2 separate regions of the Homo sapiens genome follow, and region 2 is linked to region 1. A link is a loop called in an ENCODE intact Hi-C map of the cell type or tissue named here. Cell type or tissue: heart right ventricle. All regions are shown on one strand. Region 1 overlaps CEP192 (centrosomal protein 192). Region 2 overlaps LOC124904254 (a long non-coding RNA gene).

Region 1 (8,000 bases):
GAATTAATCAGAATTAATTACATACACAATCACATTGTCATTTTCCACAAGACTGCGTAAGACCCACTTTTAACACAGTACAAGCAAATGAAGGTATGAACTTACTCATCATCCTGGAAGCTAAGCTGTAACCTCTCTCTTGGTTCAGCATCACTCTGGCTTCCGGGAGATGACCCGGATGGAACTGAAAATCTCCCTTCTACTAAGTAAGATGCCTGGATATCAGGATACCTATACAAAAAAAATTTGTTTTAATTGTTAAGAATTAAATTACACATATTTAAATGTCATCATGACATAGGGCTGCGTGACAGTAAAACCAACCACCGGGGTAAAAACAAATAGGGCCCCTGTATTTCAAACCATCATCCTCTGTGCAAAGCACGGAAACCTGTGGCTTGGCAATAGGGAGTTTATCTGTATTCAACAATACAGTCACAAAAATCTTAAAGCTAAAAGAGCTGAGAGTGTTAATACAACCCCTTCAGCCCAAAGGTCAAGATGGTGCTCCTCACTAAATGTTTAGGTTGAGAAAAGACAAGAAAGTGGCCAGTTTAAGCATAGGCAAACTTTATATATTATGCAAGACCCTACATGTAATGGATGTGTAAACTATACACAATCCAGTTGAAGATACAAAACAAGGTGTATTTAACCAAACATCAATCTGGTAATAAAACAGAAATTTTAAAAGTAAAGAAAATAAAAGCTGGTTGAGTTTTGGGGGTTTTTCTTGAGACAGAGTCTCCCTCTGTCGTCCAGGCTGGAGTGCAGTGGCCCAATCTCAGGTCACTGCAATCTCTGCCTTCCGGGTTCAAGCGATTCTCCTGTCTCAGCCTCCCGAGTAGCTGGGATTAGAGGCGTGCGCCATCACGCCTGGCTAATGTTTGTATTTTTAGTAAACAGGGTTTTGCCATGTTGGCCAGGCTGGTCTCGAACTCCTGAACTCAGGTGATCTGCCCGCCTTGGCCTCCCAAAGTGCTGGGATTACAGGCATGAGCCACCACGCCCAGCCTGGTTGAGTTTCTAAGAAAGAGAAACTTGACTTCAGGAGCTGAAAGTTACTAGAATGACAAGAGCCAAGTTACCTCAGAAACCTAGGACAGATTGAAAGCTGGAAGAGAAAGAGAAAGACAGCCATACAAGTCCAGTAAAGAGTAAACCTGGCTGAAATGAATTAAAAAGTGAGGCTCTGTCATACCTCTAAATAGATCCAATGACCCAAAACTCTAGTCACAGGTGACTGTATTTGGAACAGACACCTAACCTAAGATGGACCAGAAACTCATGAGATATCAAGAGACAGTTCAGTAGTCTCCTTGTGTAGCTAGAAATGTAATTCATAGATGTCTTTTGAGAATCTGTGTTGCCATATTCTGTAAAATGAACAGAAAAGCAAATAAAACCAGTGTATTAAAAAAGAGCAGAGGCCAGGTATGGTAGCTCACACCTGTGTAATACCAACACTTTGGGAAGTTGAGGCAGGAGGATCACTTGAGCCCAAGAGTTCAAGAATAGCCTAGCTAACACAGCAAGACCCTATCTCTATAAAATATTTTTTTAATTAGCAAAAAAAAAAAAAAAAAAAAAAAAAAAGAGAGAAGACAATGAGTTATACAGAGAGAAATAGAGTGGGATGACAAAAACCCAAGTCCTGATGGCTTCCTAAATCTCAATTCCTGTCCCTTCTTGCAGCAAAGCTCTGCACTCCTCCCCTTGATGTCAAGAGGTACTCCTATAACCTTATGATTAATTTGCCTTTGAACTTCGCTAACACAACTTGTTTTACATTACTAGCCATTAGTGTGACTGAACTAATACAAATCCAAAACACTATAGACAAAAAAAAAAAAAAAAAATAGACCGAAATAGGTAACTGGTGCTCAAATCCCAAACCCACCCAAACCTACCCACTGAAAAGGCAAAGCAATGGGGAAAAAGACAGTAAATTCTGTCTTTTCTATATTCATTTCACATATTTGGCCATCCCCCTCATAGATAAAACAAAAAGCTCAAGCTTGACTGAGAAACAGAACATAAATATCAGCATGCTATAGGCTTTATGGACCTGGAAAAAAATCTGCTCAAACAAATCTTACCTGTTATCAGTGCTGGATCTATCCCTAGCAAGTGTAGAAACAGCAACAGGCAAGCCAAGATTTGAAGAAAGAGTGACATTTTCCAAAATCCCACTGTTACCAAATAATGAATTGGTGAGAAAGCTTGGAAATGATTCTTCTGCTATACCTCGAAAATCTTCCATCTCACTGCAATAACAAAAGTATTTCTATAGGTCACATATTACTATAAAATGTTTTTAAATGATTAAAAGCATTGTCTTAGAAAACTAATAAATCTTAGGAAAAAAATCCTTTTTTTAGCATTAGTAAGGGGGAAATAGGCAAATAGTCTGAGGTAAAATAAATCTCAGAATACTTTGCTACTTTATAGATGAGAATAGAAACCTTAAACATTAAACTTACCTTCTTATAATTAACATAATAATGCAATACAACACATTTTAATTTGCCCTTTGCTTGGTGTAGCTAGGAAAATGAATTACTACAAACTTATCTAGTAAAGAAAGCAAAGATGGCATAACACTGATGGTATATACAAATGATTTTAGGACATATTTAAAAGTTTGGTAGTTACATACTCATTCTAATACGGAACAGAAAAAGTACAACCAGCAAAAATCTAGCCCGGATCTCAGTGTTGTTAAGACTGAATTAAAAAGTGAACCCATTCAAAGAACAATTTTCAGTTAAAGTATAGTTGGCACATGGACAAGGTAAAAGTGGTAAAAGGGGTACCCAAATGACTAAATCTGGAAAACACCAGCACAAAACCTATGCTATTACTAGAGAACCTGACCACGGTGCTCTGAAGATGTTAGCTAGTCTCAACAATTTTTCAGAGTACGTATCATATACACACTGCATGGAAATCAGTAAAGGAAATAATGGCAGAAGGATAAAAAGATAAATAATCAGGAAAAGCTAAAAAAAATGAGAGGATATTGGCAATGCGCCTTGAAGACTGAGAAGAACTTTTATAGGCAGAGTATGGGATGAGAGAGTTTATTTAGGATGATAAACATGAGCCAAGAAGGAAAAGAATTAAATTTTATTGCATATCTACTAACTTAGCTCACTGAATCCACAGAAAATCTTACAATGTAGGTATTATCCCATTTTACAGGTGAAGAAACAAACTGAGAGACTAAATTAGCTCAATTTTCCCAAGGTTGCAATTAGTAAGATTCAAACCCAGGTCTGACTCGAAAATCCACTCTAAGTGCTAGGTCTATGCTGGCAGTAGCAAATACTCCAATGCATTTTGGCAGCAGGTGAACAAAATAACACAGTAAACGAAGCTAGAATAACAGAATGGAGCCAGATTCTAAAAGTCTGAAACGGTGTGTTGGAAAGTTTGAACTGTACTCTGCAACCAACAAAGAACTGACACAATCAACCTATTATACAGGAAGGGAGAGGACTTAAAAACCTGGAAGACTATTCAAAGAGCTACTTCAGTAATAAAGGAGTATACTAGGATCAATGACAAATTGGATTAAAGCATAGATTTTAGACAGTATGGACTAATTATAAAATATAAAAAGAAAAAGAAGAAGTTTTATGACCACTAAAGAGATTATGAGGCCAGGTGCGATGGCTCATGTCTGTAATCCCAGCATTTTGGGAGGCTGAGGCAGGCGAATCACTTGAGTTCAGGAGTTCAAGACCAGCCTGGCCAACGTGGTAAAACCTCGTCTCTACTAAAAATACAAAAACTAGCTGGGCGTCATGGCGGGCACCTGTAATCCCAGCTATTTGGGAGGCTAAGGCAGGAGAATCACCTAAATCTGCGAGGTGGAGGTTGCAGTGAGCCGAGATTGCGCCCCTGTACTTCAGCCTGGGTGATGGAGCGAGACTCTATCCCCCCCAAAAATAAGAAGAACTTACTTGTTTTGGAATAGGAGTTAAAAGAAATTAAAGAATGTGTAAGCAGAAACTCAGTTCTATGTAAGAAAACCCAATTCCCCCTGAGAAAGAGAAAGAGCTGGAGCCCTTTAAAAATTATCTGCCTGTTTTTCTGTGGCTAGTAAGCCTTATCTCTCCTCCTTTCCCAGGCATTGTGAAGACCCTGTTTCTCTAGCTGTGCAGCTGCAAGGTCACTAGACAGATAAACTCAAGCCATAAAACACATTTTTTCCTTGGAAAGTAAGAAATGATATAATGCATGTCTCAATTAATTGAATAATTGTCTTTGTTTCTTGCTTCTGTAATATGCTTCCTCCTGCACAGATTCCCCCCTGCCGCCCCACGAAATCCTTAAAAGGTAACTTAACTCTTTGTTCAGGGCTCAGACTTGTTCAGGGCTCAGACTTTTTGGATGTTAATCCGACTGGGCCGGTGCACCTAAATAATATATCCTCCTCAACCCCTCGGTCTGATTCCTAAATTATCCCACAACAGTTTATGAAGTGTCCATGCCCCTGTCTGAAGCCCACCTCTTCACTTTGCACTCGATCCCAACCCCTCACTGCACTGACAACCACTCTACCAATCGGCCCCCTTCCATAACATGATCGAGTCTTCTGTCTGTGCAAGCCCTCCCACGCTGGGCATGCTGTTATTTCTCCCACCTTTTAAAAAAAGCCTTCCTCTACCTCACACCCCCATTATCCCCCTGAACTGCCACCACACCTATCCATGCTCCCTTTATCACAGGCTTCCAGAGGAATCATGACTGGCATCCAGTTCCACTCCCATCCTCTCCTGAACGCACCCCACTCTGGCCTTCATCCCACCACACCACCAAAAAAATGCTTGTCAGCATCAGCCCTGATCTCCCTGTTGCCAAGCCGTAGCATACTATAATCTACCTCCGGTCCTTCTTCTGTAGCCTAACATTCAGGTGATTACTCCTTCCTTGGGGAAATACTTTCTTGGCTTCATTTCTCAGACACAGCTGTCTGGTTCTCCTCCAACTCCACCAAGCTGCTGCTTTCCCTTCTCCTTGGCCAGTTCCTCCTTATCTCCTAGACCTCCACAGAGTGGAAGCCTCCAGGGCTTGATCTTCAACTTCTTCCATCAACTCACCCTCTCTGGGTGATTGCCTTCAATTTCAAAGCTTAAAATATCACGTAAAATGTACACCTCCATCTTGGGCCTTTCCCCGAACCTCAGGTATTCAACCGCCTCCACAACACTTCCACTTAGATGTCTAACAAGCACCTACATTTGAATCTTGATTCCAATTAATTCCCATCCCCTCAAGAAATGCCTGCCCTTCAGCCTTCCCCACCAGCGAAAATGACAACTCCAACACCTAGCTGCTTAGGCCAAAAACCGTAGTCATCTCTGAGATCCCTCTCACACCCCATCACGTGCAATCCCTATGCAAATCTCTAGAGTTATACATTAACAACCTGCCCAGGACCTTGCTGCATCCCCCCAACCTACCCCCCAACCCTGCTATGACCTTGGTCAGGCCACCACCACTTCCTGCCTGGACACTCACTGCAATAGCCTTTGGTCTCCAGGCCTCCTCTCTGCCTCCCCTAGTCTACTCTCCACACACGAAAGTCACCCTATAACATTACTGAAACGTCCTCACTCCTTAGCTCAAACCCTCCCTCCACTGGTTCCCCATCTTATTCAGAGTAAAAGGCAGTCTTTAAGATGGCCAACCAGGGCCCAGATAATCTGTGACTTCGTCTCCTCTACTCTTCTCCCTTGCTCACTCCATTCCAGTCATCCTAACCTCCCTGCTGTTCCTGAAACATGCTAAGCCAGCTCCGCTCCAGGACCTCCACCCTAGCTCTGACCTCTGCCCAGCCCCTGATGCTCCAGCTATTCACACATTTTGTACCTTCACTTCTTTCAGTTCTTTGTGCAAATGTTCACTTAGCTGTCAGGCCTTGCCTCCTCAACCTACAGATTTGAACAGGGCACTTCCCAACCTCCTTTCCCTGCTTTCTCTGTTCTATAGTACTGACCACCACCTGCATGCTATGTAACTCACTTGTTATCTCTTTTTCTCCCCACATTAGAATGTAAGCTCTATGAGGGCAGGAACTTTGCCCATTTGGTTTGCCACTGCATTCCCAGCTAGAACAGTGCTGGCACGAGACGCTCAATAAACTTGAGTGAATGAATGAATAAAAATTTTCAAATTATGTCAATATACAGCAAATTCATCACCATCATATAAGCACTCTGCTCTCAGATCATGCCCCAGCATTTTCTTCTCTTTGATATTTCCAACTATTCTCTCTTCTTGATTTCCATAAACATGTTCAAAATCCTCCCATGAGGCCGGGCGTGGTGGCTCACGCCTGTAATCCCAGCACTTTGGGAGGCCGAGGCGGGCGGATCACGAGGTCAGGAGATCAAGACCATCCTGGCTAACACGGTGAAACCCCGTCTCTACTAAAATACAAAAAAAAAATTAGCCGGGCGAGGTGGCGGGCGCCTGTAGTCCCAGCTACTCAGGAGGCTGAGGCAGGAGAATGGCGTGAATCCGGGAGGCAGAGCTTGCAGGGAGCCGAGATCGCGCCACTGTACTCCAGCCTGGGCGACAGAGCGAGACTCCGTCTCAAAAAAAAAAAAAAAAAAAAAAAAAATTCCTCCCATGTTAGGATGGAGGAGGCAGGAAACAACCTGCCCTGATTTTTCATTTGCATGTCCTGCCACCACCTTCTCACCTTCCCTTCATGGCCAGGCATCTCAGAAGAATACTCCATAATCCATACTTTCACAACTCATCTGACATCCTCTTCCTTTATTTGCTCCTCATATGTTAGGGTTACCCAGGATTCTGACCTCAGACTTTGCATCATGCAATTTACTTCTTACACACTAGGGATCTCAACTCAAATGTCTTCAGGAACAACTATTGTTAGAAAACAGAATTATAAGGACTGAGGTCAGCTGGAAATTACAGGCTTTACCTAAAACTAGTTAAATTCAATACACTGTTGTCAAACAAAACACATCTACTGGTGTAGTCCATTCCTGAGGGCAAAACATGTCTATGTTCCAAACACACCCTGAAATAGTCTATATCTTCCTATCTCCATTACTACCACCTTACCCTACTGAAAAGCCTCCTCACCCTTTTCCATGTTTTTATTCTTGCCACCCTACAATTAATTATCCAAGAAGCAAGCAAAAAGACCATTAACTATGAATCAAGTGCCATGCCTCTCCTGAAAACTCTATGAGGCCTGTCACTCTCTCCCACCCTCTCAGGCTCATTCACCACATACTAGATTTTCTATTCTTGTAATACCCCCAAAGCCCACCCCTACCACAGGTCTAGAATATTCTTCTCCCAGATCTTTGCCTAGCTAGCTCCTTCCTGACGTTCACCTCAATTTATATGTTACCTTCTAAGAGAAGTTTATCTCTTATTATTAAGTCAAACAGCGCCACAGTCAATCACATCCATTTAAATTTCTTCAGCATTTATCACTATTTATTCTTGTATTTATCTGTCTTCTTCCAATGAAATAATTTCTCCCTAAGAGCAGGGGCCTTGCCTATCTGTCCATCACTATTTCCTTAACACTTAGAACAATGCCTAGCACACAGCAGGTACTCAGTAAGTATCTGTGAAACGAATGAATGACAACATTCTCAGTCAGTGGGTAAACTCTACTTTAACTTTAACCCCTATAAATTTAGAAGAGCAGCTTCTTGGGGAAATGTCTATCTTGTTCATCCACATATTCCCAATACCTGACAGAGAACTGGAAATACAAATTGAAAAAACGAGTTTTAAGAAAGAATCTATAACCCCTAGTTTGCTGATACTGTGTCTATTATTAGGTAATGTGCTAATTATTTCACATACATTTTTCTAATCCCCATGTCAAATTTGTAAGGTAGCCATCATCCCTATTATTGAGGAAACTGAGGCTGAAAGAGAGAATTAAGAGACGTTTCCAGTCCACATAGCACAAATGAGGCCAGAGGATTCCCACCTAG
Region 2 (8,000 bases), 160 kb before region 1:
CAATTTGGGCAAAATTTGTTCATACTTAATGGGTTTGTTCGTAAGAAAAAATAAAAGCATATGAATCGTTTGCTGCCAAATATTACATTAATGCCAGACTAGAATTGGGTCTTGTCTCTGTTAAAATGACAGAAGTGGTCTTGTAGTATTTAGTGTGATATTCAAGAAGTGATAATAGGCCGGGTTTGAGAGCCTTTGGAAGTGGGATTGAGTGGATGCATGAAGGAAATCTGAGCTTCGCCACTGTTATTTTTTGTGTTTTCTTTGTGATCAGTATATGATGAAGCCTTTCTCCTTCTTCTGGATCTGTCTTTAACCTTTAGCTTAATAGACTATGCTTTTGCAAGCTGAAACAAAACATTCTTTAATATCTTACTCATCTCTTAGGATTTGTAAGTATTTTTCTTGAGGTTCTTTGCTTTAATTGGCATTAATTGCAAAGATTCAATAAGAATCTGTCCTTTTTTTATCAGGATATAATTGGACAAATTGTGTGACCAAATTGTTTGGATTTTTATAGCGTTATATTTGAGAAAAACTTGTGTGTGATCAGGCGTGATAATTGCCTCATGGAGGACCAAAGGTGGAACTTCGGACGGGTGTCCACGCCCCTAAGGCCCTCCCTCTGCCCAGAGCAGGCTGAGGGCCCACATGTGCATGGGAAACAGCGGGGACAGGGGCAATGTTTAGCCCTGGGAGGGGAGGCGTGGGGCGGGCTCAGCAAATGTCTTCAAAGAGGTAAGGCTGGAGGAACCCTTCCTGGCATTCTCTGTCGTTGCACATGGGCCACACCCTGAGGGGGCTCCTTGCCCTTCAGTGTTCCCCACCGGACACATCTGGGCGATCCAATTTTCTGCTCCTTTGAATTGGGCTCCTCTCCTGCAGACCCTCTGTCTGCCGTTTGTGCTGGGACTCCCAGAGTGCCGGCTTCCCCACGGGGCAAATCGGATCAGCCACTTGCCTCAGAAAAACCCTTTCTCATACTCGGGAGGCTGAGGCAGGAGGATCGCTTGGGCCCAGGAGTTCCAGGCTGCAGTGAGCTGTGATCACACTGCTGCACTCCAGTCTGGGCAACAGAGCCAGCTTGACGTGGCCTCCCGGCCTTTCCTCTCTCCTGCTGGACTCTGACGCTTCCGTTCCCACAAGGCATGGGGCTTCACACACTTTTAGGCCTCAGGGCTTGTAGTGCCCACCTCCCACCCGGTGTGCCCCTTCCTTGGCACAGACATTTCCAACTCCCTCACCAGGCTGCTGCTGTGGAAGGGGCTTTGTGACCCCACGGCCTCCGTGGCTGTGCTTTTACCCCATCCAACTTATAACCATGGTGTGTGGCTCAGTCCCCTGCCTCGATTGTCTTCTTATTTTGGTATCCAGCAAAGAGCACAACCTATGGAAAATGCTCACAACTGTGCTAAAAAACAAACAAATCAAATCTGGTCTAAGTCTGTCATTTTGCAACCGGAAAAAAGAAGTTGTTAAGAAGTACTGTGACTTGCCTGAGATCCTACAACCAGTTAGTGGCAAAGCTGGGACGAAATCCTAACTCTCTCTGGGCTTCTCTTAACACCTGCAATTCCTGGTGGCTGTGGGGACCAAGCTGGAACTGATGACCTCGGTTCCAGGCAGGTGCATGGGGTCTGCGTGTGGGAGAAAGCTGCTTAAATAGCAGTGATGCCAGGGCACAAAGCCCGACAGGTGGGGGACCCAGGTCCCACCCTCAGCCCTCCCCACTGCCTCCACCTCCTGGGATGTGTGATTTAGGCAGAGCCTTCAGCGCTGCAAGGCACGGGGTGGTGCTGGCTGTCTGGGGGGTGGGAGGAAGAGGTGGAGGCGGAGAAGAGGATGGTGATGATAGATAATAGCTATCACCCAACATAAAAAATGCTTGCCTTCCAAAAGTGGGTCTCTCACTCCTGGGACTATTTGGCCAAAGGCCAAGACCCCCGTGGGAGGCAGGGAGGGGATTATTTCCCTAGGGAGAGATCTGGGCCACGTGGACTCTGCACCCCCTTCAAAGCCAGGGTTCCCACTATGACTGGACAGACAGACCTGAGTACACTGCCATGGGGAGGCTGCTTGGAGCTGAGAGGGTCAGGCTCCAAGGAAAGGCTGACTTCACGTCCCGCTGCATGGTTCCACAAAGGGGTCCCAAGGAGCCCGTGCTCACAAGGCTTCGAGGTCATCTCAGCTCTTACAGAACAGCCACGCATCCCCCGGACACCCAAGATCTATTCTTGAGACCTTTTTATGACTCAGGGTATTTGAGCCAGCAGGCAGCTCACTCTCTCTGTGATTCCCCATGCACCATGTGCCAACGGTGACATGCTGACTCCAGGGCTCCAGGTTGCCTCTGGCAACCAGCACCATGCAGAGGGTGTCACTATGAATGACAACACTGAAGGGACAGTGCCTCCCAACAAACGGAACGCACACAAACATGAAATTCAAACCCCTCGTCTCGACATGCTAAGCCCTGTCCTCATTGGTGTCTAGAATGGGGTGGTGATACCCTGAGGACAGAATGCGTGGCTCCCGTAGCTTGGAGTCCAAACACTGCTGTTCCCTGCCGCTAACCTCTGGCACCCTGCATTCTCCTCGGAAGGTACTTTTGTACACAGACCAAGAAACAGTCGGTCTAGGGGGCAGGCCAGCCATCAAGGGGGAGAGAAAAGAGGCCTAGAGGAAGGATGTAGAGACCTGGGCTCTGGTACTGGATATGCCCCCACCTCCTGTGCAACTGGAGCAGGTCACTTAATCAGACCTTCAGCTTCCTTATCTGGGAAGTGGGGATCTCATCTCACTTTGCAAGATTATTCAAGTCAAATTATCATCTCCTTAGCCAATACTGTAAGCAATGCACACTTGTTTAAGGATTTACTGCCTGGTAAGCAGCCCTTTTACTTTTTTCTCTGAGAGGATTTTAGTCCTTTAGCCATTGAAAGAGCCAACCCTGGATTACCCTTGCCAAAATAAACCACTTCCTACTCAAAAACACATCTCACTTCACACCACTGAACTGGACACTTAAAAATGGTTAGAATGGGCTGGGCGCAGTGGCTCACACCTATAATCCCAGCACTTTGGGAGGCCGAGACGGGCAGATCACGAGGTCAGGAGATCGAGACCATCCTGGCTAACATGGTGAAACCCCGTCTCTACTAAAAATACAAAAATTAGCCAGGCGCGGTGGCAGGCGCCTGTAGTCCCAGCTACTCGGGAGGCTGAGGCAGGAGAATGGCATGAACCCGGGAGGCGGAGTTTGCAGTGAGCCGAGATGTTGCCACTGCACTCCAGCCTGGGCAACAGAGCGAGACTCCGTCTCAAAAAAAGACAAAAAAACAAATGGTTAGAATGGTAAATGTATGAGGTGTATATTTTACCACCCCTGCCACACACACACATCACTTCCTATTCTCGCATCCCGCCCTGGAATATTCCTCCCATTCCTGCACTGTTGGAGTCCCCCAGCAGCTGGCTCAAGCCCTGCCCTCCGATGGTGCCTCCCCTGCCTGCATCAGGCCACAGGCCCTTCCTTCATCCCCACATTGGGACACCTCTCACCCAGTGACTGCAACAACTGGGGACCCTTTGCATCCCCAACAAGAGTGCCACCGCCAGAACGCATAGACTGGGACCCCTAGAACACTGGTCAGCAGCACTTTATGCAAGAGAGACACTCAGTGTATGTTTGGCAATTGGCCGATTTCTCTGTTCACAGTGAAGGAAGGGGATGAGGCTCAGGCCTGCGAAGGACATGACTCCTTAGAAGCAGTGGTCCTCTAGCTCTTCACCATGTGAATTTTATTCACTGCTTCCCTGTGACGCTCATATTTGTTTTCTATTGCTGTCATATAAGTCACCACAAGGAAGTGGCATCACCAACATGGTGGAATAAGACGCCTCAAGTGTCATTCCTCCCAAGACACTGACTTAACAATATATGGTCCAAAAAGTCTGCATGAGAACTCCAGAAACCATTTAAGAAGTGGCAGCACCCCAGGCAAACTCAAAGCCAGAACAGCCACTTTGAAAAAGGTAACAAAAGCCATTTTATTTCAACCCCAAAAGCCATTCCTCAAAGCAGCACAATCAGCAGAAAGCACCCCGTTCACAGCTTCTCCGTCAAGGGAAAAAGAGAAGACTGGAGCATGTGTCCAACAGTCTAATTTTCAGGGGCTGCCTGAGGCAACGGTTTTTGTCTCACTTGAATTGGATCACTGATGGAGCTGATATACTTTGGATATCCTGGGAGCCACAGAGAACAAAAGAGCTCAGTGGCTTCTTGCAGCTCCAAAGAACCTGCAATACTTCGTACAGACACCAGAGGGAGTAAGAGATTACAAGCTCCAGAAAAAGAAACCAGAAAACCCCTCTAACTGGGAAATGACATGCACACGCCCAGAGAGAACACATCCCAAAGGTTTGAGAGGCTTCTGGAATCTCCAACCCAGATGATTGGTGAAAGTTTTCCCTTTATCAAGTTAGTCCTAAAAGACTGCCATAGGTGGCTGGTTTTCCAAATGCACAAATCACGGCATAAAATAGTAAGACCCATGGAGAAGCAAGAAAACATGGTTGAATCAAAGGAACAAAATAAATCTCCAGAAACTGACTCTAAATGAATAGAGGTCTATGAATTACCTCAAAAATAATTTCAAATATTTCTCTTAAAGAAACTCAATGTACAACAAGAGAACACAGATTAACAACTAAATTAAATCAGGAAAACAATGCATGAACAAAATGAGGTTATCGACAAAGAGATAAAAACAGCAAAAAAAAAAAAAAAAAAAAAAAAAAGAGAGAGAGAGAACTAAACATAAATTCTGGAGCTGATGAATCCAATAAGTGAATTGAAAAATTCACTACAGGGGCTGGGCACAGTGCCTCAAACATATAATCCCAGCACTTTGGGAGGCCAAAGCAGGCAGATCACTTGAGGTCAGGAGTTCAAGACCAGCCTGGGCAACATGGTGAAGCCCCATCTCTACCAAAAACATACAAAAATTAGCTGGGCATGGTGACATGTGCCTGGAGTCCCAGCTACTTGGGAAGCTGAGGTGGGAGGATTGTTTGAGCCCAGGAGGTGGAGGCTGCAATGAGCTGAGATCATGCCACTGCAGTCCATCCTGAGTGATAGAGCCAGACACTGTCTCCAAAAAAAAAAAAGAAAGAAAGAAAGAAAAAGAAAAGTTCACTACAGGGATTCAACAGCAGACTTGATCAAGCAAACAAACAACAAAAGAATAAGCAAACTTGAAGACAGGTTTTTTGAAATTATTAAAGTAGAGAAATGAAAGGAAAAAGAACGATGAAAAGTAAAGAAAGCCTAAGGGAATGATACAACACCACCAAGCCAACCAATACATGTCATATGAAAGTCCCAGGCAGAGATAAGAGAGAGAAAGGGGCAGAGAGCTTATTTGGAAAAACAATGGCTGAAAACTTTCCAAATCTGAGGAAGGAAACAGATATTCAAATTCAAGAAGTTCACAGGACTCCAACTTGGATGAACATAAACAGGTCCAAACAGGTCAGAAGTCAAAAACAAAGACAATTTTGAAAGCATCAAGAAAAAGTGATTTGTCATATACAAGGGAGCTTCCTTGAGACTATCAGTAATTTCTAAGGAGAAACATTATAGGCCAGAAAGTAGTAGAATGATCTATTTAGAGTGCTAAAAGAAAAAAACTGCCAACCAAGAATACTACAGCCAGTAAAATTGTCTTCAGACTTGAAGGCAAGAACTTCCTGTTTCAAAATGGCAGTGTAGAAGCAAGCTGGTTTCACTCCCCTCAACCCCCTGCCCCAGAAAACTGAAAAATATATCTATACAGCACTGAGAGTCTCATCAGCAATATCTCAGAACTCAAAAATGAAGATGAGATAGTTCCCAGGGCCACAGATAAATAAAGATACTCTGAGCAGACAGAAAGAGAACTGGACTTCCACATCTGTGATGCCCGTCCCCTCATTCGGCCTATCACCAAGCACGTGGAAATATTTTCCCCCAACTCACAGTTTCTACACTGGAAAAACTGCGATCAAGGTGGACAACCAGGTCCCCCACCATCTTGGATTCTCTGGCACATTTGACCCTGCCTTAGCCCATGGAAAGCATTATGAGTGCCAGAAGGGAGAAATATCCTTGGGGACAGGCAGAGACAAAATGGGCAGGCAGGACAACCATCCTCAGCCCTGGAAACTCTGCTCTGTAACTTGGCTAAAGAAGACACCAAATCAGAGAGGCTGTTCAGCAGCACCACATGTAAAAGATTGATTTCACAGGTCTCCTGGGCATAAACCCTTTGCCAGCCTTCCGATACTGCTGGAATATCCTCTTTGGGGCCTCCCCCATTCAAGAAGGGCAGCATTCATATCATTTATTACAGCTTGGTGAACCTGGATTTAAGGCACCACCTACAGCTGTAAAGGAGCCAGGCAACCTAGTGGTAAAGAAGCTCTACAGAAACATACCCAATACAAGCCAGACAAAGAAGACTTAAATAACTAATCCCTCAATGCAAAGATGTAGACTACATCCACAAGAAACAACTGTGAACAGGGAACCATGACCTCCCCAAATAGAAAAAGCAAGGAACCAGTGACTGATCCTAATAAGATGGCAATATGTGAGCTCTCTAAGAATCCAAAACTGCAGGGGTTTTTTGTTTGTTTGTTTTTAGAGACAAAGCCTAGGCTTGGATGCAGTGTCATGATCTTAGTTCACTGCAACCTCAAACTCTTGGACTCAAACAATCCTCTCAAGTAGCTAGGACTACAGGTATATGCCACCATACCTGGCTGATTTCTTTTTTAATTATGTTTTTTGTAAAAATGGGGTCTCACTATGTTGGCCAGCCTGGTCTCAAACTCCTGGCCTCAAGTAGGTCTCCTATCTCAGCTCCTCAAAGCACTGGGATTATAGGTGTGAGCCATCATGCTCAGCCCAAAACTGCGGTTTTAAGGAAACTCAATGATCTTCATGATAACACAGAAAAGCAATTGAGAAATTTAATAAAAAGATTGAAATAATTAAAAAGATCACACATAACTCTTAGAACTGAGAAATACATGTGCTGAACTGAAAAAGTTATTAGAGGCTCTCAACAGCAGAATGGATGAAGCACAGGAAAGAATCGATGAGGTTGAAGACAGCCTATTTGAAAATACATAGTATGAGGAGAAAAGAGAAAAAAAGAGTGAAAAGGAACAAAGATTACCTATAAGATATAGAAAATTACTTCAAAAAAACAAACTTAAGAATTATTGGTGTTCAAGAGGGAGTTGAACAAGAGTAAGGGGGGGTAGAAAGCATATTCAAAAAGAAAAATAGAAAACTTTCCAAAACCTGAGAAAGATATAAATAACCAGGTACAAGAAGGTAAGAGATCACCAGATTCGACCCAAATAAGACAAACTCTGAAAGGTCAAGAACAAAGAGAAGGTCCTAAAATCAGCAAGAGAAAAGAAGCAAATCACACATAAAGGAGCTACAATTTGTCCAACAACAGACTTCTCAATGGAAACCATACAAGCCAACAGAGAGTGAGACCACATTTTCAAAGTGATGAAAGAAAAAAAACCCCTGCCATTCAACAATACTGTACCCAGCAAAGTTATCCTTCAAATATGAAGAAGAGATAGTCTTTTTCAGACAAACAAAACTGAGAGTTCACCATGACACCTGTCTTACAAGAAATGCTAAAGATAGATCTTTAATCTGAAAAAAAAAATACTAAAATGCTAAAAGGAAAAAATAAAAAATGAAAAACATTTGAAGGTATAAAGCCTACAGGTAAAATTAAGTATTCAGCTCAGACAAACCCAGTATACCCTAATATTTGAATTGTTCTGTGCAATCCACTCATAGCTCTAGCATGAAGTCCAAAAGACAAATATATCAAAAACAATAATAGTTATAGCAGCCTGTTAAGAAATAGGTAATGTAAAAATATGTAAATTGAGACAAATAAAAGTTGAAATGTGGGGGTGTGGAG

The links. Hi-C counts contacts between places; a loop is a spot of excess contacts. Peaks named below come from ENCODE experiments on the same cell type or tissue, not always from the same donor. Only the 100,000 strongest peaks of a DNase experiment are listed, where the experiment ranks them.
Region 2: a loop joins it to region 1, with 4 times the contacts of the local background. A loop is called at or near these places in 36 of 110 quality-filtered maps.

What each region holds. Positions count from the first base shown.
Region 1 is chr18:12,993,688-13,001,687 of GRCh38, reverse strand. CEP192 (centrosomal protein 192) reads right to left here. Exons shown (of 45, transcript NM_032142.4): 2 at 2,100-2,267; 3 at 106-231. The coding sequence starts at 2,263. Among named protein-coding and RNA genes, the nearest start is that of CEP192, 6.3 kb to the right of the region's middle. RefSeq lists a silencer at 1,065-1,144. In heart right ventricle, no CTCF peak of the experiment used is centred here; no DNase peak of the experiment used is centred here; H3K27ac peaks cover 355 bases.
Region 2 is chr18:13,156,009-13,164,008 of GRCh38, reverse strand. It overlaps LOC124904254 (a long non-coding RNA gene), which reads left to right. Exons shown (of 2, transcript XR_007066299.1): 2 at 1-70. Among named protein-coding and RNA genes, the nearest start is that of LDLRAD4, 59 kb to the left of the region's middle. In heart right ventricle, CTCF peaks have their summits at 4,131 and 4,334 (motif pointing right); no DNase peak of the experiment used is centred here.